3 separate regions of the Homo sapiens genome follow, and regions 2 and 3 are each linked to region 1. Evidence: read pairs that join two places in POLR2A ChIA-PET (ENCODE). Cell type or tissue: GM12878. All regions are shown on one strand. Links, peaks and the distances in the headings refer to the core of each region. The heading gives the core; the rest is flanking DNA. Region 1 overlaps WDR33 (WD repeat domain 33). Region 2 has its middle 12 kb from the start of WDR33. Region 3 overlaps MYO7B (myosin VIIB).

What was found. ChIA-PET counts read pairs that join two places held together with the same protein. Peaks named below come from ENCODE experiments on the same cell type or tissue, not always from the same donor. Only the 100,000 strongest peaks of a DNase experiment are listed, where the experiment ranks them.
Region 2: POLR2A ChIA-PET joins it to region 1 with 7 read pairs; 11 of 35 experiments call an interaction of 5 or more read pairs at or near these places.
Region 3: POLR2A ChIA-PET joins it to region 1 with 5 read pairs; 2 of 35 experiments call an interaction of 5 or more read pairs at or near these places.

What each region holds. Positions count from the first base shown.
Region 1 is chr2:127,747,003-127,753,158 of GRCh38, forward strand. The region is part of intron 7 of WDR33 (WD repeat domain 33); the gene reads right to left. Among named protein-coding and RNA genes, the nearest start is that of SFT2D3, 49 kb to the left of the region's middle. In GM12878, for the core only: no CTCF peak of the experiment used is centred there; DNase peaks (open chromatin) are centred at 2,769 and 3,563; H3K27ac peaks cover 834 bases.
Region 2 is chr2:127,819,795-127,825,950 of GRCh38, forward strand. No RefSeq gene overlaps it. Among named protein-coding and RNA genes, the nearest start is that of WDR33, 12 kb to the left of the region's middle. RefSeq lists a silencer at 387-587. In GM12878, for the core only: no CTCF peak of the experiment used is centred there; no DNase peak of the experiment used is centred there.
Region 3 is chr2:127,561,394-127,566,971 of GRCh38, forward strand. It overlaps MYO7B (myosin VIIB), which reads left to right. Exons shown (of 48, transcript NM_001393586.1): 3 at 2,760-2,873; 4 at 3,840-3,992; 5 at 5,250-5,434. It overlaps LOC105373609 (a long non-coding RNA gene), which reads right to left. Exons shown (of 3, transcript NR_132317.1): 2 at 3,295-3,394; 3 at 1-585. Among named protein-coding and RNA genes, the nearest start is that of MYO7B, 28 kb to the left of the region's middle. RefSeq lists enhancers at 2,253-2,302, 2,613-2,712. In GM12878, for the core only: no CTCF peak of the experiment used is centred there; a DNase peak (open chromatin) is centred at 2,388; H3K4me3 peaks cover 634 bases; H3K27ac peaks cover 1,450 bases.

The DNA.
Region 1 (6,156 bases), core at 705-5,704:
ATAGAAGATGATCAAAACCAGTGAATTTTGTGGAGATCACCAAAGTGAGTTTCGCCCAAACAGATTTAGTTTCAAAATACAAAGCCTTATTTTCAAGGCACTTTAACCAAGAGAATACACCACAAATCTATGTGTCTAAATTATATGAAAATTAATTCTGGCATCTACACAATTTAGACACAGGCACAAATGGTATTTATCTACCAATCCTGAAATCTGTGGTAACTCTGGAATATGCTGTTTTTTCCATACGAAATTATGTACTGTACCTAATAAATAAAATACAAACAACAGTTTAACATACAGTGTTTAAAACCTAAAATGAACAAATATTTCTGTGTGAAATAGTCTTTAGGAGAAAAATCTTATTCTGAAAACATTTTATCCTCAGTTTGGTCCAAATCAACAATATTTTAGGGCTACCGCTGCTCTACCGAAAAAAAAAAAAAAGTAAAAACTTTTACAATCTAAAACCTTTATTTAAAGATTTTGAGGTTCCCATGAGCACTCAACGTTAGCATAAAAGCAACTATGAAGATTTCAATGATGATACATGATGACATTCTCTATTTCTATGGGAAAATTCTATACGCCAGTGGCAAAACTAGTGGTACTATCTGAAGAGGCTGCTTTTGCCTATAATGTATCCTGCTTGTCTAATGCTGGTTAACATGCCACCAAATTCTCCCCAATTGCTCCGTTTTGTAAAAACATACTGCTGGCATCATTTCAGCTGGTTCCAACCTGTGCCTGCCGAGCATGTCGCTGCTACTAAATCCTGACCTCAAGTCTGTCTGGATTTCAATATGTTCAAGAAAGTAAAAAGCAGCAGCCCCTGACCTCTGAGAACTAATCTGATGTTCAAGCTAAGCCTTGGTGTTACTACAAACTGTTCTGACATGTACAGCTTAAACATTCCACGCTCCTGTTGGACAATCTCACTGAACGTCAATATCAAAAGTAGTCACTCCAAGACCATGGCAAAGTGAGAAAAAACTAGGTCACTGTACAACCCACAAAATACAAAATTCTCTTTCTTGCTGAATGAGTGACAGCTATTTCTTCACCAATTACAGCTTTAACCTCAATCTACTTGACCCCCTCTATAAGATCTGTTGATACCCAATCATAGAATTGCCTCTGTTTTCCGACAGCACCCTATCTAGAGCAAGCCCTCATGTCCTTAGACCTTCCCCCCAAAATTATCCAAAGCCCAAATCCTATAATACATTATAACACCCTGTTACTAGGACACCCCATGGTTCCCTGCGGTCTGTGTTCTTTGCTGCAATGAGCAATAAATCCAACCTGCTCTATGACAGGTGTACTCCTAGTGGTCTTTAACTGAAGGGTATTCACACTTGTAAATACTAACAGTGAAATGAAAATAGACTAAATGTTCTAGGCTTAGAAAATGACTCTAAAACTATAATTCACAGGGAGGGCAGCTTTGGATGATGCTGGTGTAAGATTTCTTCAGTTTTGCTTTTAATGTCAAGACCATGGTAAAATGTTTTAAATGGCTCAGGTAAAGTAAAAAGCATTAAAAACTGTTAAAGCAGAGGAGAAGCTTTTACAGCCAAATTGATCAAGAGAATAAGCAGGAGTTAATCAAGGATCATTTCAATTGGCGGCAGCACATCCAAGTATCTGGGTTATGTCTAGATTTAGAGGTACTTTAAACAAGGGATGCAGGAAAATGCTCATCAACAATAAAGCTGAAGCTATAAGGAAAACATGAAAGTGAGTAATATCTTTTTTCCTGAGACAGGGTCTCATTCTGTCACCCAGGCCTGGGTGCAGTGGTGCATGGCTCATTACTGTCTCGATCTCCTGGGCTCAAGTGATCCTCCTAACAGGGCCTCCTAGGTAGCTGAAACTTAAAAAAAAAAAAAAAAAAAAAAGTGCTCACCTTAACTACTGGAATTATCTGGATAGTATGTTAGCTGTGAGAAGAAAATAAAGCAAGATTTTCATATGCACTCTTTTGATGAAAGATTTTTAAAATTTCTATAAGTATTAATCATATCTACAAGTACAAAACCAAAAATGTGGCCGGGCTTGGTGGCTCACGCCTGTAATCCAGTACTTTGGGAGGCCAAGATGGGAAAATCTCTTAGCCTAGGAGTTTGAGATCAGCTTAAGCAACATAGTGACATCTTGTATCTATTAAAAATAAAATAAAGTTAGACAGGCATAGTGGCATGCAACTGCAGTCCCAGCTACTCAGAAAGCTCAGGTGGATCGCATAAGCCCAGGCAGTTGAGGCTCCAGTGAGTTGTGATCGTGCCACTGCACTCCAACCTGGGTGACTGAGTGAAACGGTCTCAATAAAACAAAACAAAATAAATAAAATGATGATGAAGAAACACCATAAGGGCAGGTGTGGTGGCTCGTGTCTGTAATCCCAGCACTTTGGGAGGCTGAGGCAGGTGGATCACCCGAGGTCAGGGGTTTGAGACCAGCCTGGCCAACATGGTGAAACCCCGTCTCTACTAAAAATACAAAAATTAGCTGGGCATGGTGGCAGACACCTGTATTCCCAGCTATTCGGGAGGCTGAGGCAGGAGAATCACTTGAGCCAGGGAGGCGGAGATTGCAGTGAGCTGAGATTGTGCCACTACACTCCAGCCTGGGCAACAGAGTAGGACTCCACCTCAAAAAAAAAAAAAAAAAGAAATGCCATAGTGTTGACTACTTCCTCTTTCAAGACAAGCCCTCAGCAACTGTGCCAAACCTTAACCTTTACAATTATCACAGTCCTCAGTGTTTCTCGTCAGCAAGAACTGAAACTCTCCATCATACTGAGTCTTTCAAATACCTTTCATTTCACAGGCTTTTTTTTTTTTTTGAGACGGAGTCTCACTCTGCCACCCAGGCTGGAGTACAGTGGCCCAATCTCAGCTCACTGCAAGCTCCACCTCTCGGGTTCACACCATTCTCTCACAGGCTGTAATTTCTAATATCTGCTTCTTCTTAAGTCAAAAATGTTATCAGCTTATTTCTCATTGTAGGAGAACAGGCATTTGTGGGGAGGGAGGGACAGGGTCTCATTCTGCCACCCAGGCTTGAGTGCAGTGGCGAAATCTTGGCTCACTGCAGCCTCAGATTTCCCAGGTTCAAGAGATCCTCCTACCTCAGCCTCCCTGGTATCAGGGACCACAGGCACACGCCACCACACCCAGTTAACTTTTTGTATTTGTTTTGTACAAATGGGGTTTTGCCATGTTGCCAAGGCTGGTCTCAAACTCCTGGGCTCAAGTGATCTGCCTGCCTTGGCCTCCCAAAGTGCTGGGATTACTGGCATGAGCCACCGCACCCAGCTGAGAACAGACTTTTTTTGAGTCAAAAATATAAGGGAAGGCCAGGCACAGTAGCTCACACCAGTAATCCCAGCACTTTGGGAGACTGAGGCAGATGAATCACTTGAGGTTAGGAGCTCGAGACCAGCCTGGGCAACATGGTGAAACCCCATCGCTACTTAAAATACAAAAATTAGCCAGGCATGGTGGCACGTGCCTATAATCCCAGCTACCCGAGAGGCTGAGGCACTTGAGAATTGTTTGAACCCGAGAGGCGGAAGTTGCAGTGAGTCGAGATTGTAATCATTGCACTCCAGCCTGGGCAACAAGAGTGAAACTCCATCTTAAAAAAAAAAAAAAAAAAAAAAAAAAAATATATATATATATATATATATATATATATATATATGTATGTATGCATACATATATATGTATGCATACATATATATGTATACATACATATATATACACATATATATACACACATATGGAAAAAACTATCTTTAAAACAGCTAATTTTATTTCTTTCAGAGGTTAAAATGTAAAAATAAATAAAACAGCTAATTCAAAAACTGAAGGTATTTTACAGTAATTGATTTAATGATTCACCTGCTAGAATTTAAAAAACTACACAAAATGTCTAGTGAATACTCTTGATAAATTTTTGTTTTAATAAACATTTCCACCCAGAAGACCCTTGGGAACTTACATTTGCATGGCACATTAAAACCTAAAAACTGTAAAACTAAAAATGTTCTAAAAAATCAGATTGATGGCAAGGCACGGTGGCTCATGCCTATAATCTCAGTACTTTGGAAGGCAGAGGCGGGAGGATCACTTGAGCCCAGGAGTTCAAGACCAGCCTAGGCAACATGGTGAAACCCTATCTCTACTAAAAATACAAAAGTTAGCCACACATGGTGGCATGCACCTGTAGCCCCAGCTTCTCAGGAGGCTGACGTGGGAGGATCACTTGAGCCTGGCAGGTGGAGGCTGCGGTAAGCCAAGATCATGCCACTGCACTCCAGCCTGAGTGACAGAGCAAGACCTTATCTCAAAATAATAATAATAATAATAATAATAATAATAATAATAATATTGATATTTAGAGTGAAGATGCTCTATTTAAAAAAAAAAAAAAACAGGTTGGGCAGGAGGATGGCTTAGGGCCAGGAGTTTGAGGTTATGGTGAGCTATGATCATGCCAGTGTACTCCAACCTGGGCAACAGAGCGAAATCCTGTCTCTGAAAAATAATAATAAATTTTAAAATCAGAATACACTTAAAAAAGATACAAATGGAATAATTTGCATAGATTTCAGGAAATGAAATGATCTGATTTAACTATTGCAAAAAAATTTTTTTAATATTACCACCACCAAAGTTTTGAAGTATTTAATATTCAGGTTCTACAGAAAGAACATTAAAACTGAGTGCTGTACTATACGACCTCAAGAAAGGAGCAGGATTTTAGTTCAGAAATCACTAAACTTAAAATGCTCTTTTTATTCCAGATGCCACCTCTCTGATCTTAGAGTCACTCAATCAGACCCACATCTGCTATGTCACAGGTAAGGTTTCGGCTCCTACCCTCCAACAAACTACACGGAAGACTCTGAGGACGCAGTAAGTCCCCAAAGTCAAGTCCCCAAAGTCAGCTAGTCCGTTTGGTCAAACTGACAAGTTTCACGGGGTGGACGCAGAGGGTAACAAGGAGAGTCCAAACAAGACATTAGATTTCTATATTTGAATCTTGTCTACTGCAACAAAAATATATGTATAGTACATTTGCCCCAAGATTCCTACCTTACTGCTGACACATTACTCATCCAAGATGGCAAAAAGAAATAACATTTTACCAGAGCTATCACTTGTTCATCCAACTTCCTTATCACTAAATGGAGTTAGGGATTAATTCTTGTGCTTAAGGTTGGTCAGCAGGATAAAACCTGTTCTTACCCCCCAAAAAACTAAATGCTGTCCTGATGAAACAGTCTAGGCACCGGCCGGGCGCGGTGGCTCACGCCTGTAATCCCAGCACTTTGGGAGGCCGAGGCGGGTGGATCATGAGGTCAGGAGATCGAGACCATCCTGGCTAACAAGGTGAAACCCCGTCTCTACTAAAAATACAAAAAATTAGCCGGGCGCGGTGGCGGGCGCCTGTAGTCCCAGCTACTCGGGAGGCTGAGGCAGGAGAATGGCGTGAACCCGGGAAGCGGAGCTTGCAGTGAGCCGAGATTGCGCCACTGCAGTCCGCAGTCCGGCCTGGGCGACAGAGCGAGACTCCGTCTCAAAAAAAAAAAAAAAAAAAAAAAAGAAACAGTCTAGGCACCAATGACAGCAGCCTGCTGCTATGAGCTGTGAAGACTACTCACTGTCAATGTAAAACAGCATTCCTGGTTGATATGGTATTTCATCAATCCACAAAACATTTCTGAAGAAATAAGATAACTAGGAAAATGTTGGACATGGTGCTAAAGGGAAGAGGTCATGTCTTCTAAATTTTTATCAGCAAAAGAACCAATGATAGCACATTGGCCACAGCGTGTCATCATTAATTATCTGATGCATCTAACAACTAAGATAAACTATTTAAATCCACTTATAAGACTTTATTTATTTATTTATTTATTTATGAGATGGAGTTTTGCTCTTGTTGCCCAGGCTGGAATGCAATGGCACACTGTCGGTTCATTGCAACCTCCTCTGCCTCCTGGGTTCAAGCAATTCTCTTGCCTCAGCCTCCCGAGAAGCTGGGATTACAGGCATGTGCCACCACGCCCAGCTAATTTTTGTATTTTTAGTAGAGACGGGGTTTCACCATGTTGGCCAGGCTGGTCTCAAATGCCTGACC
Region 2 (6,156 bases), core at 597-5,596, 73 kb after region 1:
CAGTGGCACGATCTTGGCTCACTGTAACCTCCGCCTCCCGGGTTCAAGCGATTCTCCTACCTCAACCTCCCGAGTAGCTGGGACTACAGGCAGCCACCACCACACCCAGCTAATTTTTGTATTTTTAGTAGAGATGGGTTTCACCATATTGGTCAGGCTGGTCTCGAACTCCTGACATCAGGTGATCCATCCACCTCGGCCTCCCAAAGTGCTGGAATTACAGGCGTGGGCCACCATGCCCAGCAAGAATAAATACTTTAGTCCAGGACATAATAGCTATTTATAGAGCTCAAACCAGCACACTCCCTCCATTAAGGGGCCTTGCCCAAAAGCAACTGTTACATAGTCTTTCCCAAGATCCATTTATCAGAGAATCACATGGATCACACAAGTCTAAGAAGTCAAAGGAAAATCACAAGTGGAGGACTGGAGCTGCATGGGTGAGCGTGACTAATACTAATCGCTTAGTTCCTCCGGTTCCATGGCTGAGGATCAAGTCTGCATCCACAGGCAGCACCTTTAATGGATGCCAGCGCTCAGGAACCAAGGAAGAAAAACAGTTGGGGGAACAACCCCACTGTCTTCTCATCCACCCTGGGCCATTCCAAAGGAAAGGAAGGAGACCAAAGGAACACCTTTTTCTTGCTTCTCTTTTTCAATGGGTAACAGACCATCTTTGGCCTGCACTCCTCTGGAGTGCATACTGAAGCACTGCGACTCCTTTAACCCCAAGACTTTGAAGAAAAACGTGGTGGCTCATTTTCTTTTGCACAAGGGTATGGCCTTACTAGACCTTTGGAGGTGTTACACAATGGACCCCACTCTTTTAGCAGTCATATCAGGCAGGCCCAAAGGGAATGAATCCCCAAAACTAGAGAAGCAACTTCCAGGGGAATCATCTGAGGCAGCTGTTCAGTGTATGAACCACTTTTTCCCTCCTTATTTGGGGATCCCTCCAACTGCACCATCAGCCCCTCCAGCTCCACTATCTCTAAAACTCTCCACTCCCCCAGCTTCATTCTTACCCCTACAAGAAATGCCCAATGGAGGTAATGCCACTAGGGTTCAAGTTCCCTTCTCATTGCAGGACTTTAGGCAAATAAAGGGAGGCTTGGGCTGATTTTCTGATGATCCCAATAAGTAGATCCCAATAAGTAGCAGCTTTCCAAAACTTAACTCAGGTATTTTACCTCTCATGGAGGGATGTTATGCTGCTCTTAAGCCAAAACCTGATCACAGCTGAAAAACAGGCAGCTCTCCAGGCAGCAGATAAGTTCAGAGATGAGCAATATGTCTCCTATAGTAGGCCAAAAAGGAAAAGAGTAAATAGGGAAAGTCAAGAAATAGGGGAACGATAATTCCCAATGGGAAGAGAGGCAGTACCTTTTGACAACCCTGATTGGAACCCCAATAACTCCACAGAATGGAACCCTTTTTCTATTCCACAGAATGGAAAAGGAAACACTTTTCAATGTGCATATTGGAGGGCCTATGAAAACCTAGGACCAAACCTCTTAGTTAAACTGTGCATGTTAGACCAAAAGCCAGATAAGAATCCCACAGCCTTTATGGAAAAGCTGAGAGAGGCACTAATAAAACACATCTCTTTATTCCCTGATTCAGTCAAGGAACAGCTCATCCTCAAGGACAAGTTTATTATATAGGCAGCTCCCAGTATTAGAAGGAAATTGCAGAAGCAGGCTATAGGACCAGATAGCACCTTGGAAAACCTCCTGAGGGAGGCCACCTCGGTCTTTTATAAAAGAGACCAGGAGGACGCCCAAGATAAAGAAAGGAAACACAAGAGGAAGACAGAGGCTTCTAGTAGCTGCTCTGCGGGCTTGCAAAGTCCAGGATCCCCAAGGTGCATCCACTAGTTGCTACTGGTGTGGCAAGTCAGAGCACTTTAAGAAGGAGTGCCCAGGCAACAAGAGGAAGCAACCTTGACCCTGTCCAGTCTGTGGCAGAGACCACTGGAAACTGGACTGCCCCTGGAGATGGAGGTCACTGGGTTCAGAACCAGTCTCACAGATTGTCCAACAGGACTAACTGGTCCTGGAGCTCAAACCCCCAGCTCCAGCAGCTTGAACTGCCATTACTGCACAGGAGCCCCAGGTGATTCTGGAAATCGAAGGAAGGAGGGTGACCTCCTTCTGGACACTGGAGCCAGCTTCTCTCATCTTCCCTTTAATCCAAGACTCCCCTCTTCCCGTAGCACAACTGTGATGGGTGTCTCAGGAAAGGTTCTAACCTGATATTTTTCTCAACCCCTTCGTTGTAGTTGGGGGGGACCTATTATTTACACATGCCTTTTTAATTATGCCTGAAAAATCCCACTCCTTTATTAGGTAAAGACATTTTAGCTTGCATGGGGGCCAGCATCCTTATAGCCCCAGACAAACTCTTCCCCCTGGTGGAAGCTAATATTAATCCAGAAGTGTGGGCAACTCAAGGAAAAATAGGTCAAGCTATTAACTACTAGGCCAGTTCGGATCCATCATAAGGCTCCTACTTCTTTTCCTAACCAGAAACAAGATCCCCTAAAGCCAGAAGCTAGGAAAGTGCTAGAAGCCATTATGAACCTAAAGATGTAGGACCTCCTGAAACCCTGTAACAGGTCCTGCACTGTTAAGGTCCTGCACCCCAATATTAGGAGTGCAAAAACCCAGTGGGGAATGGAGATTAGTTCAGGAACCTCACCTCATTAATGAGGCTGTAGTCCCAATTCATCCAGACTGTACCCTCTTCACGGATGGAAGTTCCATTCTGAAGCAGGGAGTCCAGAAGGCAGGATGTGCAGCAGTCACTCTGAATGATGTTATTAAAAGTGTACCCCTCTCTCCAGGCCCAAGCACTCAACTAGCTAAACTAATAGCTCTTACAACAGCACTTGAATTAAGCAAGGGAAAGCTAGTTAACATTTACAGACTCCAGGTATGCTTTCTTAGTTCTTCATGCTCACGCTGCCGTTTGGAAGGAAAGACACTTTCTTACTGCTAATGGATCCCCTATAAAATACTGCCAGGAAATTAACAGGTTATTATCCTCAGTTTTCCTTCCATGAGAGGTAGCAGTGATGCATTGTAAGGGACACCAGAAGGGAACAAATTAAATAGCTGAAGGAAACAAGTTAGCTCATCAGGCAGCCAAGTCAGCAGTAAGGAAGCCTCAGAGCATCAACACACTTGAAGCCCCTCTCATCTGCGAAGGCTCCATAAGAGAAATTAAGCCTCAGTACTCCCCTGCAGAGATAGAATAGGCCATCTCTCCAGGGTAAACTTTTCAGCCCTCAGGATGGCTACAGTCAGAGGATAGCAAGCTCCACTTGCCAGCCTCCAGCCAGTGGAAAGTCCTTAAAGTTCTTCACCAAGCTTTTCACTTGGGAAAGGATAAAACTTACCAGTGTGCTCAGAGTTTTTTTTCAGGAGAGAGCTTAATAAAAACAGTCAAACAGGTTGTTAATGCTTGTGAAGTCTGTCTTAAAAATAGTCCCCTTGGCCATGCACGGTGGCTCACACCTGCAATCCCAGCACTTTGGGAGGCCGAGGCAGGTGGATCACCTGAGGTCAGGAGTTTGAGACCAGCCTGGTCTATATGGTGAAACACCATCTCTACTGAAAATACAAGAATTAGCCAGGCATGGTGGCATGCACCTGTAATCCCAGTTATTCAGGAGGCTGAGGCAGGAGAATAGATTGAACCTGGAAGGTGGAGGTTGCAGTGAACTGAGATCACACCACTGCACTCCAGTCTGGGCAACAGAGTAAGACTCTGTCTCAAAGAATAATAATAAAAATAAAATAATAAAATATAAAAATAAAGTTACTCTAGCCACCCAATCCAATGCCACTTATCCACTTAAAAAAATGTTACTTTTAGGCCGGTCGCGGTGGCACATGCCTGTAATCCCAGCACTTTGGGAGGCTGAGGTGGGCGGATCACAAGGTCAGGAGTTCGAAATCAGCCTAGCCAACATGGTAAAACTCCATCTCTACTAAAAATACAAAAATTAACTGTGCATGGTGGTGCATGCCTGTAGTCCCAGCTACTCTGGAGGCTGAGGCAGAAGAATTGCTTGAACCCAGGAGGCAGAGGTTGCTGTGAGCTGAGATCATGCCACTGCACTCCAGCTTGGGCGACAAAGCAAGACTCCATCTCAAAAAAAAAATGTGACTTTTATATTAATGCTTCTGATAAAGTACAGTAACACCTGCTGAAAGGAAACCAGTAGTATAACCCATCAGAATGGCTAGCAGGTATCAAACTCTACTGTCATGGTTGTAGTCTATAGTACTCCCAATAATAGTGGTAATTTTTTTTTTTTAATTTGATGGAGTCTTGCTCTGCCACCCAGGCTGGAGTGCATTGGCGCGATCTTGGCTCACTGCAGCCTCTGCCTCCTGAGTTCCAGTGATTCTCTTTCCTCAGCTTCCCGGGTAGCTGGGATTAAAGGTGCACGCCACCATGCCCAGCTAATTTTTTTATTTTTAGTAGAGACAGGGTATCACCATGTTGGCCAGGCTGGTCTCAAACTCCTGACCTCAGATGATCTGCCGGCCTTGGCCTCCTGAAGTGCTGAGATTACAGGCGTCAGCCACCACACCTGGCCAACAGTGGAAATTTTAATACTCATATTTAAATGCTATATTCTGGGCCAGGCACAGTGGCTCATGCCTGTAATCCCAGCATTTGGGGAGGCCAAAGCAAGGAGATCACGAGGTCACGAGTTCAAGACCAGCCTGGCCAAGATGGTGAAAGCCCGTCTCTACTAAAAATACAAAAATTAGCTGGGCATGGTGGTGGGTGCCTGTAATCCCAGCTACTCAGGAGGCTGAGGCAGAGAATTGCTTGAACCCAGGAGGCAGAGGTTGCAGCAAGCCGAGATTGTGCCACTGCACTCCAGCCTGGGCGACAGAGCAAGATTCTGTCTGGAAAAAAAACAAAAAACACACAAAAAAAAACCCATGAAAAATAAGATAAAATAAAAATAAATAAATGCTATATTCTTTTTTTTTTTTTTTTTTTGACAGTCTCACTCTGTCACCCAGGCTGGAGTGCAGTGGCGTGATCTCAGCTCACTGCAAGCTCCGCCTCCCAGGTTCATGCCATTCTCCTGCCTCAGCCTCCCGAGTACCTGGGAATACAGGTGTCTGCCACCACACCTGGCTAATTTTTTTGTATTTTTTAGTAGAGACGGGGTTTCACTGTGTTAGCCAGGATGGTCTCGATCTCCTGACCTCATGATCTGCCTGCTTTGGCCTCCCAAAGTGCTGGGATTACAGGCATGAACCACTGCACCCGGCCACAATAAATGCTATATTCTAAACCTTAGTGTAAAATTTGTCTCTTATTGCCTAGAAGCAATTGAACTCCAAATGGTGCTGCAGATGGAACCACATATGGACACGCCCTTCTTCCGAGGACCCTTAAATCAACCCCAGGAAAAGCCCTAGATGCTGTTCCCCACGAGATGTGCCTCTTCAGCAGAAAGTAGCCAAAAAAAAAAAGGTTGTCATCCAACACCCCCTAACAACAGTTAGGGTTACCACTCCTGAGGGGGGAGATATGATACAGGATCTAGAAGAAATTATTTAAGCAGATAGTGAGGGGAAAGGAATCCTTGGAAAGGCTTTCCTTTTAACAAAAAGCACCCACAAAATCATTTCTTTTCTAACAAAGGGCAGCCTGAAAAAGCGAGTTGCAGACATTGATAAGCAAGCTAGAAGCTTGCACAGGTGAATACTGGCAACTGTGCCAATAGAAAAGGGCTACCTGGAAGCCAGGTATGTTCAACATGGAAGCGCCGTCTTCCTTTTCTTTGTTACCACATGTACAGTAAAGGAACAGGCAACATGGTGCCGGCCAGGTAGAGCACCTATTTTCATAATAAAAGATTAGGGTGGAGGTGGCCAGCTTCTTCACATGCTATGCAAATGGAACACCTGTTCCAACCAATCTTTCGTGTCCTATGTAAATCAAACACCACCTCCTTAAGCTCATCTGTAAAACCTTCTGCACTTCACTGTGGAGGCAGCAACCCATTTTTTTTTGTTTTATAGATGAAGTCTCACTTTGTCACCCATACTGGAGTGAACTGGCATGATCTCAGCTCACTGCAACCTCCACCTCCCGAGTTCAAGAAATTCTCCTGCCTTG
Region 3 (5,578 bases), core at 1-5,000, 190 kb before region 1:
GACTACAGGCACCCACCACCATGCCCAGTTAATTTTTGTATTTTTAGTAGAGACAGGGTTTCACCACGTTGGCCAAGCTTGTCTCGAACTCCTGACCTCAGGTGATCTGCCCACCCGCCTCGGCCTCCCAAAGTGCAGAGTGGTCATGTTTTTAATGAATAAGTCTTTCAGAGGGCCCATGTGGTTGTTGAGCCCTCTGTGGTGCCCTCTGTGCTGGACACTATGCGGGGTCCCTGCCATAGGGCATTCCATCTTCACAGCAGCCCTGTGAAGCGGGCCCTTTCAACAGATAAGAAAGTTAAGGTTCAGAGCAGTTAAGTGACTTTCCCAAGGCCGTATAACTCCTGTAATATAGAGTAGAGATTAGAACCCAGCCGGACTGTCTGACTTCACTGGGGCTTGGACTGCCATAACAAGGTATCACAGACTGGATGGCCTAAACCACAGACATTTGCGTTCTCACAGTCCTGGAAGCTGGAAGTCCAAGGTCAAGGTGCCTTTAGGGTTGGTGTCTGGTGAAGCCTCTCTTCCTGGCTGGTAGATGGCTGTCTTCTCATCTTATCTTCACATGGCCTTTCTTCTGTGCTTGGGGGTGAGGAGAGGGAGAAAGAAAAAGAGAGAGAGAGAGAGAAAGGGAGAGAGAGAGAGCGTGCATGCATCTCACTCTGGTGCCTCTTCCTTTTTTATAGACACCAGTCCTGTTGGATTAGGACCACACCCTTAGGACCTTATTTAACCTTAATTACCTCCTTGAAGGCCTTATCTGCAAATATGGTCATGTCAGGAATTGGGGCTTCACTATATGAATTCTGGAGGGACACAATTCAGTCCATATAATGAGGTTTACTTGTATTTTTGCCCATCTTCTATAGCGATCTTCTTCCTAATTCTAATTTTATTTTATTTTTTATTTATGTATTCTTTTTTGACAGAGTCTCTGTCAGCAAAGCTGGAGTGCAGTGGCACGATCACAATTCACTGCAACCTCCACCTCTCAGATTCAAGCAATTATCCTGCATCAGCCTCCTGATTAGCTGGGATTACAGGCGCCCACCACCACGCCCAGCTAATTTTTGTGGGGTTTTATTGTTTTTTTTTTTTTTTTTTTTTTTTGAGACGGAGTCTTGCACTGTTGCCCATGCTGTTGTGCAGTGGCATGATCTCGGTCACTGCAACCTCTGCCTCCCGGGTTCAAGCAATTCTCCTGCGTCAGCCTCCCATGTAGCTGGGACTACAGGTGCTTGCCACCACACCCGGCTAATTTTTGTATTTTTAGTAGAGATGGGGTTTCACTATGTTGGCCAGGCTGGTCTTGAACTCCTGACCTTGTGATCTGCCCGCCTCAGCCTCCCAAAGTGCTGGGATTCCAGGCATGAGCCACCACACCCAGCCAATTTTTGCATTTTTTTAGTAGAGGCAGGGTTTCTCCATGTTGGCCAGGCTGGTCTCAAACTCCTGGCCTGTCTTGGCCTCCCAAAGTGCTGGGATTACAGGTGTGAACCACCACATCCAGCCCCTAATTCTAATTTTTTAACAAATTCTATATCATTTTGCTCACTTTTCTCCTTCCTACCTTTTATGATTCTTCCCATGTTTTTATAATCAGGGTATGTTCTCCTGCTGTTTCCAATTTTGCTTTCATTCTGGTCTGCATTTCTTTCATTTCCTCAATTTTTTCATTCGGCTCTGCCAACTCATGTCTCATCCTTTTTCTCAGTTGTCCCCCATCTAATTCCTGGGCTCTTTTGCCTCTGACCTACTCTTTGGTCAGTTTTTGTAAATTATGGTGAAATACTTGGTCACAACTTCCTACTGCTCTGTGGCAGTTATTTCTCTTTTGCTGAGTATTATTTGCTCCTTTCCTCCTCTTGGGTTTCAGTACCTCCGAACACAGAACTGTGCTGGTTCCTTTTGGATTACTTCTCTTCAGATGGGGTGAGCTTTCTTGGATTAGAAGGAGGTTCATGAGGTGTCAATGCCACAGTGCAGGCTAGCAGAAATCTCACATGTGAATTTTTAGTAGTGGCTTCTCCCACCCAATAGATCTGGGTACTGCAGAGCTTTTCACAGGGCAAGACTTCTCTTTTCCCACCCCACAGAGAGACTGCTTCCTGCAAATATGGAAGACCTGCAAATATGGTGTTTCCTAGAACCAAGACAGGCCAGGCAAGCTCCGCCTGCCACCTTGTGCCCTTGCTCCTACTGCTGCAGCAAGACATGCTGCTTTTGCATGCCAGGATGGGCTCCTGCCTTGGAGAAGTGAACTTTGCCCTCTCTTTCTGGAACCTACAGCTGGGGCCACCTTTTCAGCTTCCTCCTGCGTCTTCTAGTGCTCGTTTCTGTTTCTCATCCTCCTATTGCTTGTGGGTGATTTCTGAGAGGATGCAACTCTTGCTACCGTCATCAAGCTTGAGAAGCACTTTCTCTCTTAACCACTCAGCCACACCACCTTCCTAAATAGTAGCCAAGTTTCTTTTTCATTATGAGAGGTGCTGTGGTGAGACCAGAGCTCCTGTTCTTGTCAGCTTATTGTCCCAGACAAGACAAAGACATGGAGAGAAGCTGTACAGGCGCTTGGTACCTGCCCAGTGAGCAGGGAGAAAGAGAGATGGGAGAGGGGAGGAGAGGAAAGGAGAGACAAGCTCCAGCCACCTTGGGAGCTCTGGGCTGGAAGGCATAGCCCCGAAGAGAAGTAAGTATCCAGCAGGGAGGGGAAGAGAGAGCGGGGATCACACCACTGTCTTCTGTCTGCCCTCCAGGGTGACCACGTGTGGCTGGAGCCTCCCTCCACCCACAAGACCGGCGTGGCCATCGGGGGCATCATCAAAGAGGCAAAGCCAGGCAAAGTCTTGGTTGAAGATGACGAGGGCAAGGTCAGTGTTCTGGGGTTTCCTCTGGGCCCTGCCCTGCCCTCACATCCAGGGCCCTGGAGCCCTCCCCGCCCTGTGGAGCCTCTCCCCAACACCAGGGGCTCCAAGGCCAAGTGGGGACCTGGGTGGCAGGACAGATCACGGTGGAGTCCTGCCATGGAGAACATGGCCTGTGTGTCCTGGGGAACGTTTCAAGAAGGAAGTGGGAAGTGGGAAAGGGGCTCTGGAAGGGCCAGAGGGGCAGAAAGCCAGTTTGCAAAATGAAACGGGCAAGGGGGAAAGGTGGGTGAGGAAGGTGTGTGGAGGGGCAGGACGGGGCAAAATGCACAAGTAAGAGGCCAGCAAGCTGGAGTGGCCCGGGAGTGACCAGCTCGTCCACCAGAGGGGTCAGGGCCAGCTAGGTGGTGAGCAGGGAAGGGCTTACAATGGAGTGTCCAGCCGGTCACTTAGCTCCTCAGATTGTCCTCTGTGCTCAGCTGGGTGCTGCAGGCTTAGCCTCCAAGGAGAAGTTTCTAGGCTGTGGCCTGTGAGTTCCAGATGATGGAAGTCAGTAAAATAATAACAATATCTTCTATTTGTGTGACACTGTAGTTTTTTAAAAAAGCTTTTACTTGCACAGTCTTATTCCAACAACCTGCAAGGCTCCCAGCTGCAACCTGACCCTAAATCTAACTTCTGGCTATAAGCTCCTTTGTCCCTGGTCTGAAATTCAGCCCTAGCCCCAGCTACGCCCTAACCCTGGGCCCTAGACCCATGCTGACCCAGCCATAGATGGACCGGATCCTGCCACAGGAGTCTCTTGACCCTTGTCATAGACTGACCCTGGCCGGAGGCTGGCCACTGCCCCAGGTCAGCTGATCCATGACCCGGAAGGTCACCTTGCTGCTGAGAACTTGGAGGGGAGGGTGTGGCAGGCTGGCCATGGGGATGGAGGCCACCCCTCAGGGGAGTCTGCACCCATTGTTCCAGGAACACTGGATCCGAGCAGAGGACTTTGGTGTCCTCAGTCCCATGCACCCCAACTCAGTCCAGGGTGTGGACGACATGATCCGCCTGGGGGACCTGAACGAGGCAGGCATGGTGCACAACCTCCTGATCCGCTACCAGCAGCACAAGATCTATGTGAGTCTCCCCAGCCCTGTGTCCACAGGGGAGCCCCTCACAGGTGCCAACCTCCTGGACAGGGAGAAGAAAATGATGCACAGGGGGCACTGCCCCCCATGCCCTCACTGAGGGAGGTGGGCGAGGTGCCTAACTTTTCCCAATCTCTGCTGCCCAGTCCCAAACAAGGAGGGTGATCCCACCCTGGAGGGGAGGAAGCCAATGCGTAGAGTGACAGCACAGTGCCTGGCACAGTCTCTGCTCAGTGAGGGCTGCAGATGGCCATCAGGTGGCCATCATCCTCTGCCCTCTCCTTCCCAGGCATGTTGTAGAGACAGAGTCACTAGACAGAAAGCCCCTGGCCTCCCAAGAGTGAGGCCCGTGACAGCCCAGATCCCAAGGTCCTGATTCACCAGACGAGGGGGCCATGGGGATGGATGTGGGCCCTCCGTGCAAACCTGGCCTGGATGGAGGTTCACTCCAGCCTGAAGCTCTCATCCTGGTTCCAATGCAGATTTTTCCAGGGGAGGTGGTATTCCAAAACCGACACCAGTTCGGCCTAAGTAGGTGTGGCCTGCAGAAGCCACTGCCTGCCTGGGCCTCTCTGGTCTGGAGGGGTGGCTAGCTTGGTTCTGACTGGCCCTTCTGGGCTGCTCAGAGGAAAGCAGCTTGTGCTTCCAAAGGGCTTTTGCCTGCACTCCTCATCTGGTGGCACAGCCTGAAGCCAGAGGGCACGTCCTCTCCTTTCCTAAAGTGAAAACCAGGACACCATGGTCATGTGGCTTATTGTGCAGGCTCTGCCTGCCGCACCCCCTGAGGGGCAGTGGGGCTGGGTGGGGGCTCCAGATGGGCAGCTGATCCAGGGCGGAGGTCCCAGGGGCACACAGAATTTGGGGTTGGGGTCCGTGAGGCCCAGTTGTTGACCAGCCTATATGAAAGCCCCTGCGGGATGCAGGTGAAAACCCATTTCATACTTAGTCCATTTTTATCGAGCCCCTTCTAAATACCAGGCAGGGTACAAAACAGTTAACATTTGATCTTCCTGGAAATATGTTCCCTGGGAGCTCACCTTCCTGGTGGATATCCCATCTTCCCAGAGGAGAGATCTGCGCAGCTGAATGTCTGATCTCCCTGGCCCAGAATCAGATTCTACTTCCCCACCAAAGTCAGTGGCCCTGATAACCCCGAGGGCAGAGCCAGAGCCAAGGCCAAGGCCAAGGCCAGGGCCGAGTACCTCTGCCAGGGGCAGAGGGCACTGACCACCTGCTTCCTTCCCAGACATACACAGGCTCCATCCTGGTGGCCGTCAACCCGTTCCAGGTGCTGCCGCTCTACACCCTGGAGCAGGTACAGCTCTACTACAGCCGCCATATGGGCGAGCTGCCCCCGCATGTCTTTGCCATCGCCAACAACTGCTACTTCAGCATGAAGAGGAACAAGAGGGACCAGTGCTGCATCATCAGGTGAGGCAGAGGGGTCAGGCACCACCTCCAGGCATCTCCCTGAACTGCTCCCCACCAGCATGCCTGCAAGATCAGGCGAGATGAGAGCTCTCCCTACTCCATGGCACACACCCATCTCCACAGCACACAACGGCCCCAGTTACC